Linked DNA regions of Homo sapiens: all the other regions are linked to region 3. The links are chromatin contacts, found by Hi-C or POLR2A ChIA-PET in ENCODE. All regions are on one chromosome and are shown on one strand. Each heading gives the region's core, a stretch centred on a gene start or an enhancer-like site at or near the end of the contact. The rest is flanking DNA. Distances are from core to core; before and after follow the strand shown. Region 1 holds the start of MVP (major vault protein). Region 2 holds the start of ZG16 (zymogen granule protein 16). Region 3 has its middle 17 kb from the start of SPN.

What was found. A loop is a pair of places that touch in the nucleus more often than their neighbours do. ChIA-PET counts read pairs that join two places held with the same protein, here RNA polymerase II (POLR2A). Pooled maps may share reads with other maps.
Region 1: a loop to region 3 is called in a map with no recorded cell type, with 5 times the contacts of the local background. The contact joins the promoter of MVP here to the enhancer-like site in region 3. A Hi-C loop is called at or near these places in 4 of 37 single-sample maps with no recorded cell type and 6 of 50 pooled maps. POLR2A ChIA-PET finds 5 or more read pairs at or near these places in 4 of 52 experiments (GM10248, OCI-LY7, activated B cell and 1 more).
Region 2: a pooled map shows a loop between it and region 3 (2.4-fold over the local background). The contact joins the promoter of ZG16 here to the enhancer-like site in region 3. A Hi-C loop is called at or near these places in 4 of 50 pooled maps. POLR2A ChIA-PET finds 5 or more read pairs at or near these places in 3 of 52 experiments (Panc1, WTC11 and endothelial cell of umbilical vein).

The regions. Positions count from the first base shown.
Region 1 is chr16:29,818,651-29,821,745 of GRCh38, reverse strand. It overlaps MVP (major vault protein), which reads right to left and starts at 1,284. Exons shown (of 15, transcript NM_005115.5): 1 at 1,236-1,284. PAGR1 (PAXIP1 associated glutamate rich protein 1) reads right to left here. Exons shown (of 3, transcript NM_024516.4): 3 at 1-2,191. The coding sequence ends at 1,992. It overlaps MVP-DT (MVP divergent transcript), which reads left to right and starts at 1,379. Exons shown (of 4, transcript NR_186424.1): 1 at 1,379-1,562; 2 at 2,145-2,206. RefSeq lists enhancers at 561-850, 313-879, 1,571-1,640.
Region 2 is chr16:29,776,863-29,780,085 of GRCh38, reverse strand. It overlaps ZG16 (zymogen granule protein 16), which reads right to left and starts at 1,830. Exons shown (of 4, transcript NM_152338.4): 1 at 1,780-1,830; 2 at 765-826; 3 at 449-581. The coding sequence starts at 819.
Region 3 is chr16:29,644,260-29,647,242 of GRCh38, reverse strand. No RefSeq gene overlaps it. Among named protein-coding and RNA genes, the nearest start is that of SPN, 17 kb to the left of the region's middle. RefSeq lists enhancers at 1,201-1,495, 2,393-2,662. Within about 2 kb of position 1,427, at least 5 of the 41 ENCODE cell types and tissues checked have a DNase peak (open chromatin) inside an H3K27ac peak, as active enhancers do.

The DNA.
Region 1 (3,095 bases), core at 35-2,534, 170 kb before region 3:
AAGAACCTGCAAGTTAAGAAATTTGCCCAAGAGCACACAGTTATCAAAGGACGGAGCCGGAAGTCCAACCTGGCTATAACTGTAGAGACCACAAACTAGGAGGCAGTGGCTTCTCAGGCAGAAACACAAAGATTCTAAGCCGAGAACAAGAACTAGAGGACCTGGGTGGGGCTGTGTACTGCCCAGATGGTGCTAATGGCAGTTCAAAGGTGAGTGTTTCCTGTAAGTTGGGCCAGCGCCCAGCCTCTGCTCCCCCAGAACCTGGGAGGGCAGCACCCAAGATAACCTGAGCACCCCGTTACCTTGGAGCCCTGAGGCTGTCTCTGGGCCACCCACTCAAGGTGGCCCCCCTACCTGCTCAAGGCTACATACAGAGGGCTGTCCTGCCCAAACAGCCACACCCGAGGGCCGACCCAGTGCTCTGTGTGCCAAGGGAGTTTCTGGCAGAGCCACCTGATACCCCACGTGACAGCTGGCCTCTCCCCCATCACCCAGGGGCTACCCAGGCAGAGAGCTGAGAACACAGGGGCCATCAGCCTCGCTATCACCTCCACCCCCAAGTGCTTGGCTCCCCAAGGGACAGCTCTAAAATCCCCAGAATCTCAGGCTGGTGGGTCCAGCTGAGCATCCTAGTTTTCACTTTCTCCTCCCAAAAAGGAAAGAACCTTGGTCACTAAATTCTACGCCTTCTGGAAATCACTCTGCTAATGACTTCCTGAATGATCGACTGAGACCAACAGCTGGCCCAGCCCTGCATGGAGGAGTAAGAAACCCTCATCTGTCAGAGTTAAGGGGCCTGAATGGGTACAGGTCACATTCTTGGAGCTCAAGGTGACAGGCCAGAGCCCAGGTCCCCAGGACAGTGCAGGTGAGTAGAGCAAGCACCGATCTAGGGCTAAGATGGGGTCTGAATGACCCTGTAAGGTTCCCCACCTGATTTCCCAGGTGGGACCCTGAAGTCAGAGAGAGGCCTGAGAGTTGCAGGGGGGTGGGGGACCGGTGTTGGTGTTAATCTGCCTTTACTTCAAAACCCAGAAGACTCCCAACTATTGGAAAGTGAAACCTCCAAAAGCAAAGCCACCACCCATCCTCCTTCCCCACTCTGATTCAGACATGTTTTCCCTGCCCCAGCAGAAGCAAGGCCCTTCAAAGCAAGACAGGACTAAAGAGAGCCTCAAGGGATACAAAGATCTGCCCCTGATTTGGGGTTTGGGGGGCTAGTACAATGTACTCACATCTAGAAGTGCAGGTAGCTGCAACAAACGCCTCAGATGGGGAACTCTCACCCTGCCTTGGGGATCACTTCCCGGCAGGGCAAGGCAGGCCAAGCCCAGGGGTGGGGCTTGGGAGTTAAAGGGCCCGTGTGCAGCTGGTTCTCATTTTATCCTCCGGGCTGCTTCTGCTGCAGCTGAAGGCACACTGCTCCCTGAGTGCTCATGGGTTTCTACCTTGGAGCCAGCTGGCTGCACTGGAGTGGGACTGGGAGGAGTTGGAGGGCCCGAGATGGGACAGGTGCTAACTGAGGGCACCTCTACCCATCTGGCTTTCATTTTCCAATCTGGGTGAGTACAATTCTGCCTCTCCCTTCAAGTGGGGCCTAACTGTTGAGCTACAGCTACAGCCCCTCCTTTTAAGAGATGATAGCTCTGCATCTTTTATTTCAGACTCAGAAAATTCAGTCCAGGTCTCTGAATAGGTGTTCAATAGAAAACACACACTCACACACTCTCTCTATATAGATGTTCAATAGAAAACACACACACTCTCTCTATAGGTGTTCAATAGAAAACACACACACACACTCTACAGGTGTTCAATAGAAAAAACACACACACACACTCACACTCTCTCTTCCTCTTTCCCGCAACGTGCTGTTTGGGAGCTTGAGGTTTCTCTCTTCTTCCCAAGTTTCTCAATGTCTGGGCTGGGGAAGGAGGGCCCAGGCTCCAGCAGGTACGGACACTGCACCCTAGAGGCAGGAGCAGTGGGAATCAGTATTTCCGCTGCCGAGGGAAGAGACTACTCCCGGAGGATCGGAGTGGGGGGCTGGCGGGGCTGGGGTCCTCCGAGTCCAGGCTGAAGAGGTCCCTCCCGGTACGAAGGATCTGCTCCTCCAGCTTCTTGTGTCTCTTCATGTCCGACAGCACCTTGTCCAGGCGGGCCTCCCGTTTCTGGCTCCGGGCTGAGCTTCCTGGAGAAGAGGAAGGTAAGATACATGGAAGGGATGGAGGTGGTGTACACCATACCTGCCTGGACCTCACTCATCACTTGGGGAGCTGGTTAAACATGCAGGTCCCCAGGCCTCTGTCTTGGAGGACCTGAGGTTCAGGGTTGGACCTCAGAGAGGGTGAGAAGCAAAGATCTTGATTGACAGGAAGGCACAGGTAATGTGAAGAACAGGGAGGAACATACTGGGCAGGGGAATGGCAAGGGTAGAGGCCCCAGGACAAGAACAGAGTTCTGTTCAAAGAAGAGTGCAGGCCGGGCATGGTGGTTCACGCTTGTAATGCCAGCACTTTGGGAGGCTGAGGTGGGCAACTCACGAGGTCAGGAGTTTGAGACCAGCCTGGCCAACACAAAAAATTAGCTGGGCGTGGTGGTGGGCGCCTGTAATCCCAGCTACTTGGGAGGCTGAGGCAGAAGAATCGCTTGAACCCGGGAGGTGGAGGTTGCAATGAGCCAAGATCGCACTACTGCACTCCAGCCTCGGTGACACAGCTACACTCCGTCTCCCCTACTCGCCAAAAACAAAAACAAAAAAAAGAGTGCAGAGAACTGGAGGTGGCGGGAAAAGCGCTTGGATTCTCCTTTGACATGCTCTTCCCTGGCAAGATGGAATCCCTTGGAAAATTTTAAGTGGAAAAGTGACACGATTTATGGCTGAGTGCAGCAGCTCACGCCTGTAATTCCAGCACTTTGGGAAGCTGAGGCAGGCACTTTGGGAAGCTTTAGGTCAGGAGTTCAAGACCAGCCTCGCCAACATGGCGAAACCCCCTCTCTACTAGAAAATACAAAAATTAGCTAGGCGTGGTGACGTGTCCTTGTAATCCCAGCTACTCAGGAGACTGAGGTAGGAGAATCGCTTCAACCCAGGA
Region 2 (3,223 bases), core at 581-3,080, 130 kb before region 3:
AGGAAGGAGAAAGAAAGGTGATGATAGGGATGAGAGGTCTCTGGCTAGTCCTACAGACTGTGAAGCCTGGGTGAACCCTGGAAGATCCTACAGGGAACTTCAACTCATTTTGCCAACAAAGAGACTCTGTCACCCAGGCTGGAGTGCAGTGGCATGATCTTGGCTCACTGCAGCCTCAACATCCTGGGCTCAGGCAATCCTCCCGCCTCTCCCTCCTGAGTAGTTGAGGCTACAGGTACTCACCACCATGCCTGGCTAATTTTTTTGTTTTTCTTCGGTAGAGATGGGGTCTTGGTACCTGGAGCATGGTTTAAATCCCTGGCATCCCTGGCATCTTGCCCAGGCTGAGCTAGAACTCCTGGCCTCAAGCGATCTGCCTCTGCCTCCCAAAGCATTGTAATGACAGATGTGAGCCACCGCGCCCAGCCAGGAATTCAAAGAATCTTACCCTACGATGTAGTATGTGTTGACTCGGACCCGGAGGGCGGTGATGGGGCCGTCCAACTGGTTGCCAGAATGAGAGAATCGCTTTCCACCACCACCTCCATACTCTCCACTATAGGAGGAAGACCTGGCCTGAACTGGAGGGGCAAGCAGGAGTTGGAGGGAGAAATCTTCCAGGAGTTCAGTTTCTCTGCATCACCCCTGTTCCTCCGACAACTCAGCTCCCCACCCCAAGCCAACCTCCAAAAGCCTTGGCCAACAGCAGTGCCCAAGGCTGCCTTCCCAAGTCCCCAATACCAGGCTCCTGGTATCTCACTTACTGGCATTGCCAGAGGCTGAGGCACAGAGAAGGGCTAGGAGAGCGACTGTCAACATTCTGGGGCTGGAGTGGGAAGAAAAGAGCAAATGAAGATTCACCTTCTTCCTTGTTGACTTGATTGACCCAGGCACTCCTGACCTGCAGCTCAGACCAAGCCTTCTTCGTCCTTCAACTTAGACCTAGCAGACCCAGTCTTGAGCTTAGAAAGGACTGTCCATAGCCTGTAGTCCTGTTCCTCTCTGATGCTACCTTCAATGTCCCTGACCCCTCCAGCTCTCCCTGGTCTGGCTGTAGCCAAGCCCTCCTCTTTTTCTCTCAGGCCTGAAGATGAACTCTAACTATCTGGATTAAGCCTTATTCCATCCTGGCACAAAGCAGAAAAGTTTTCTGAAGTCAGCCAAGCCCAGGTACATTTGGGTTGGTATGGCCATAGCCAGGAAACGAGTTTTCTAAGGAGGGAGTAGAGGACCTCTCCCAAGCAAAGAGATGGCTGAGTTTACTGAGCCCAGAGGCTGAGCAAAGAAAGCCTCATCATCTGTGGTGAATTGGCCTGGATTATGGGGCACCTGGAGCATGGTTTAAATCCCTGGCATCCACCTGGTCTCAAGGAAAGAAGCATTTTAGAGTTGCCTCTATGTTACCTGGGGAGCAAAGTTGGTGACAGAAGGAACTGTGCCAGCACCAGTATCCAAGCAGTGCTGGTGGAACTAGGACAGACAGAGAAGTTGCAGAAGGAGTCGGGACCAGCTCAAGATATTAGACCCCAGGTGCCTGGTCTATGTGTCACTATTCTTTTCTCCACTAACACACATCTGGCCATTTCTATTCTCCTGAACATCCCAGGTGTCCCCAGTCCTTCAGCAGAGACCTAGACAGCTTTGCACCTAAGATTACTGCAGACCCAGAAGCGCCAATTAACTCAAGTCTTTCCTGCCATTCCTTCCAGGCATCCTCTTCGCCAGCTCAGATTTGAATTCCCCCCCAACTCAGATTCAGGCATCTCTGTCACCCCTCACCTGACAGTTTCAGATGCAAAGCAGCCCCCTGGAAACTTCCAGATGTTTTATACCAGGTCCAAGCCCTCCTCCTGCCCTTTATTGTGTGAACCTCACCTCCTGAGCAAACATGAGCAACCTCTTCGGATCAGGTGTCAGGCAGGGTCTGGAACACCTTATCCTGCCTCTACCCCATAGTCAACAGATACTACAGCATAGGGTAAGATTCTCTGAGTTCCTGGCTGGGCATGGTGACTCACACCTGTCATTACAATGCTTTGGGAGGCAGAGGCAGATCGCTTGAGGCCAGGAGTTCTAGCTCAGCCTGGGCAAGAGTGTGAGACCCCATCTCTACCAAAACAAAAAACAAAAACAAAAATTAGCCGGGCATGGTGACGAGCACCTGTAGCCTCAACTAATCAGGAGGGAGGTAGGGAAGATCGCCTGAGCCCAGGACGTTGAGGCTGCAGTGAGACAAGATCACGCCACTGCACTCCAGCCTGGGTGACAGGTGGCAAGCTGGAGTCCACTCTGGGCCAAGTGCCGTATACCAGGAGAAACATAGTAAACTTAAGGTCACCACCAGCAGCTCTAGGTGGGCAAAGTAGCTTATCACCTCTAGGCTTAGTAGGTGCTCTCACCTGAAATCTGCCATCTGTCAGGACAAACAGAGCCCTTCCCAGGCATTCGAAATGTGGATTCTCCCAGAAGGGAATATATTCCCAAAATCTTATACTTACGAGTGCTGACTATTTGCCAGACATTTTTTTCTTTCCCTTTTCTAATATTATGAAAAATCCAAACACATATAAAAGTTTAAAGAATTGTACAGTGGCTGGGCCCAGTGGCTCACACCCATAATCCAACACTTTGGGAAGCTGAGGCAGCTGGATCACCTGAGGTCAGGAGTTTGAGACCAGCTTGGCCAACATGGCGAAACCCCATCTGTACTAAAAATACAAAAAGTAGCTGGGTGTGATGGCAGGTGCCTGTGATCCCAGCTAGTCAGGAGACTGAGGCAGGAGAATCACTTGAACCTGAGGGGCAGAGGTTGCAGTGAGCTGAGATCACTCCACTGCACTCTAGCCTGGGCGACAGAGTGAGACTCCATCTCAAAAAAAAAAAAAAAAAAAACAAAAGAATCGTATAGCAAGACTGGGTGCAGTGGCTCATGCCTGTAATCCCGGCACTTTGAGAGGTCAAAGCAGGAGGACTGCTTAAGCTCAGGAGTTCAGGACCAACATGGGCAACATAGGGAGATCTCGTCTCTACAAAAAATAAAACAATTAGCCAGGCATGGTGGTGCACACCTGTGATCCCAGCTAGTCAGGAGGCTGAGGCAAGAGGATCACTTGAGCTGAGGAGGTCAAAGTTGCAGTGAGCCATGATCGAAACATCAAGTCTCAAAAAAAGGAAAAAAAAAAAAAGAATTGTATAGTGGACACTTATATAACCACTGTATAGA
Region 3 (2,983 bases), core at 178-2,677:
GCTCACTCCTGTAATTCCTGCAGTTTGGGAGGCCAAGGAGAATGGCTTGAGGCCAGAAGTTCAAGACCAGCCTGGGTAATATAGCAAGGCCTCATCTGTACAAACACAAACAGGAAGTGTTGTAATAAAAAGTTAATAAATTATCCCAGAAAACTGCCAGGTGTGGTGGATCATGCCTGTAATCCCAGCACTTTGGGAGACCAAGGCAGGCGGATCACCTGAGGTCAGGAGTTCGAGATCAGCCTGGCCAACGTAGCAAAACCCCATCTACTAAAAATACAAAAATTAGCCAGGTGTGGTGGCAGGCGTCTGTAATCCCAGCTACTTGGGAGGCTGAGGCAGGAAAATCGCTTGAACCCGGGAGGCGGAGGTTGCCATGAGCCAAGATTATGCCACTGCACTCCACCCTGGGTGACAGAGTGAGACTCTGTCTCAAGAATAAAAAATTTAAAAAATAAATAAAGCTGGGCGCGGTGGCTCACGCCTGTAATCCCAGCACTTTGGGAGGCCAAGGCAGGTGGATCACGAGGTCAGGAGTTTGAGACAGGAAGCTGAGGCAGGAGAATAGCTTGAACCCAGGAGGCAGAGGTTGCAGTGAGCCAAGATCGCTCCACTGCACTCCAGCCTGGGACAGAGTGAGACCCCATCTCAAAAATTGATTAATTAATTAATTATCCCAGAAAATAGAACTCCCAGAAGGTGTAGGGGTGGAGAAGAAAATATGAGAGAAAATATATGAGACTGCCGCTCTAACATAGAGATCCAATAAGTGGCGGCTTAAAGAAGAGACGTGTCGGCCGGGCGCAGTTGCTCACACCTGTAATCCCAGCACTTTGGGAGGCCAAGGTGGGTGGATCATGAGGTCAGTAGTGTGAGACCATCCTGGCCAACCCCGTCTCTACTAAAAATACAAAAATTAGCCAGGCATGGTGGCGCATGCCTGTAATCCCAGCTACTTGGGAGGCTGAAGCAGGAGAATCACTTGAACCCAGAAGGCAGAGGTTGCAGTGAGCCGAGATTGTGCCACAGCACTCCAGCCTGGGACAGAGTGAGACTCTATCTCAAAAAAAAAAAAGAAGAGACGTGTCTGCAAAAAACAAATAAATAAATAAACAAAAGAAGAGACATGTTCAAGTGAAATGGTGGTAGTTAGGGAGGCAGCTCTGCTTCTCTCATTGCTCAGGGACCAAGGGCCCTTCCTCATCACTTTTCTGCCATCGGTAGGGCACCGTTTGTCACCTGCACGTTTGAATCTGTTGTGGGGATCTCCAGCCAGCAGGAATGGAGAGTATGAAGCTGGCCTACTTCCTAAGGCCAAAGACCAGAAGTCACATACATCACCTCCTCACATTCTATTGGTGGAAACTTAGTCACATGACCATGCCTACTGCAAGGGAGGCTGGGACATGCAGTTCCACCATGTTCTTGGGGAAGAAGGGCTCATTGGATTTTGGATAATGAGTAGTCTTTGCCACAGAGACACAGCCAGGCAATCCAAGAGGCCCAAAAGCTAACCAATAGGAGTGCCAGGAAGAGAGAACCCAAGAAATGGAAGAAGGAGAATGATCAGAGATCATTCTCACTCTGATGAGAAACATGCGTCTTCAGGCTGAAAAGCCCACCTAGTGCCTGCCCAATGAAAGAAAACCCATGCCGGGCACACTGGAACCCCAAAAGTGTCATGTACGACTTAGCTATTTCCTAAGGAACAGGAAGCAGCTGGTGATTAGGTTAACATAAATGAAAGAAAGAAAAAAGTCCCAGGGTAAGAAAAAATTAATAGAATGAACACCACATTAGGCTCTGAACTTCCTGGGGCTGGCCCTGAAAGGGAAAATTTACATAAGTTCCTCCTTTTTGACTATAAGAACTAGTTCCTTAGAGAAGGTCAATATTTCGTGACACTCACTTCTAAAATTAATTTTCATATAAGAACATATCTTATGCCAGTTGATGTCATGGATATAATGGCTGATGGGCAACACACCACTCCTGAGAAAGGCTTGGGCACTGGAGTCAGACCAACCTGAAGGCAGCCACCACTCACTGTGTGCCCTTGGGAACATTTCTGAGTCTCAGTTTTCCTCACCTTTAAAATGGGCATAGTAAAAGGAAAAGAAGAGCCAGGCATGGTGGCACAGTAGTAGTCCAGTAATCCCAGCCAAGGAGGCCAAGGCAGGAGGAGTTTTGAGGCCATCCTGGGGACCATAGGGAGACCCTGTCTCTCTAGATTTAAAAAATATATTAAAAAGTAAAGAAAAATGGGCACAGAGTATTTATCTCACAACATTATTAATTTGTTCTTTAATTCCGCAAATATTTGTTGAACACCAACCATGTGTCCGGCATAGGATTGTGACAATTAATGAAATCAAGGGCCAGTCACCTGTCCTCTTGGAGGTAGCCTTCTCCGGAGTGAGACAGACTCTACATATGTAGGAAGCAGGCATCATGGAGAAACATCACGCAGGAAAGTGGGGGAAGGAAGTGCTCCTTTCTACAGGCTGATGTCTCTGAGAAGGGGACATCTGAGGGGAGACTTGAGGGAAGAGAGGGAGCAGCCATGAGATGTTCATGGGGAATCCCACGGACAAACAAAGCCAGTTCAAAGGCCCTAACCTGGGTCCTGCTTCGCGTGTTCTGGGAAGCCCAAGGAGGCCAGTATGGCTGGAGCAGAGTGCATGAAAAGCGAAGTCAAGAGGAAAGGGGGCCATAGGGCACGGCTTTAGGTCATTATTAGCACTTTCACTCTGAGTCAGTGTGGAGAGTTTAGAGAGCTTCAACTTTGTTTTGTTCTGTTTTCTAGAGACAGAGTTTTATTCTGTGGCCCAGACTGGAGTACACTGGTGCAATTATGGCTCACTGCGGCCTCCAACTTCTGGGCTGAAGCGACCCTCCCACCTTAGCCTCCTGAGTGGCTGGGACCACAGGTGTGTGCCATCATGCCCAGCTTTTTTTTTTTTTTTTTTTTTTTTTTTTGATA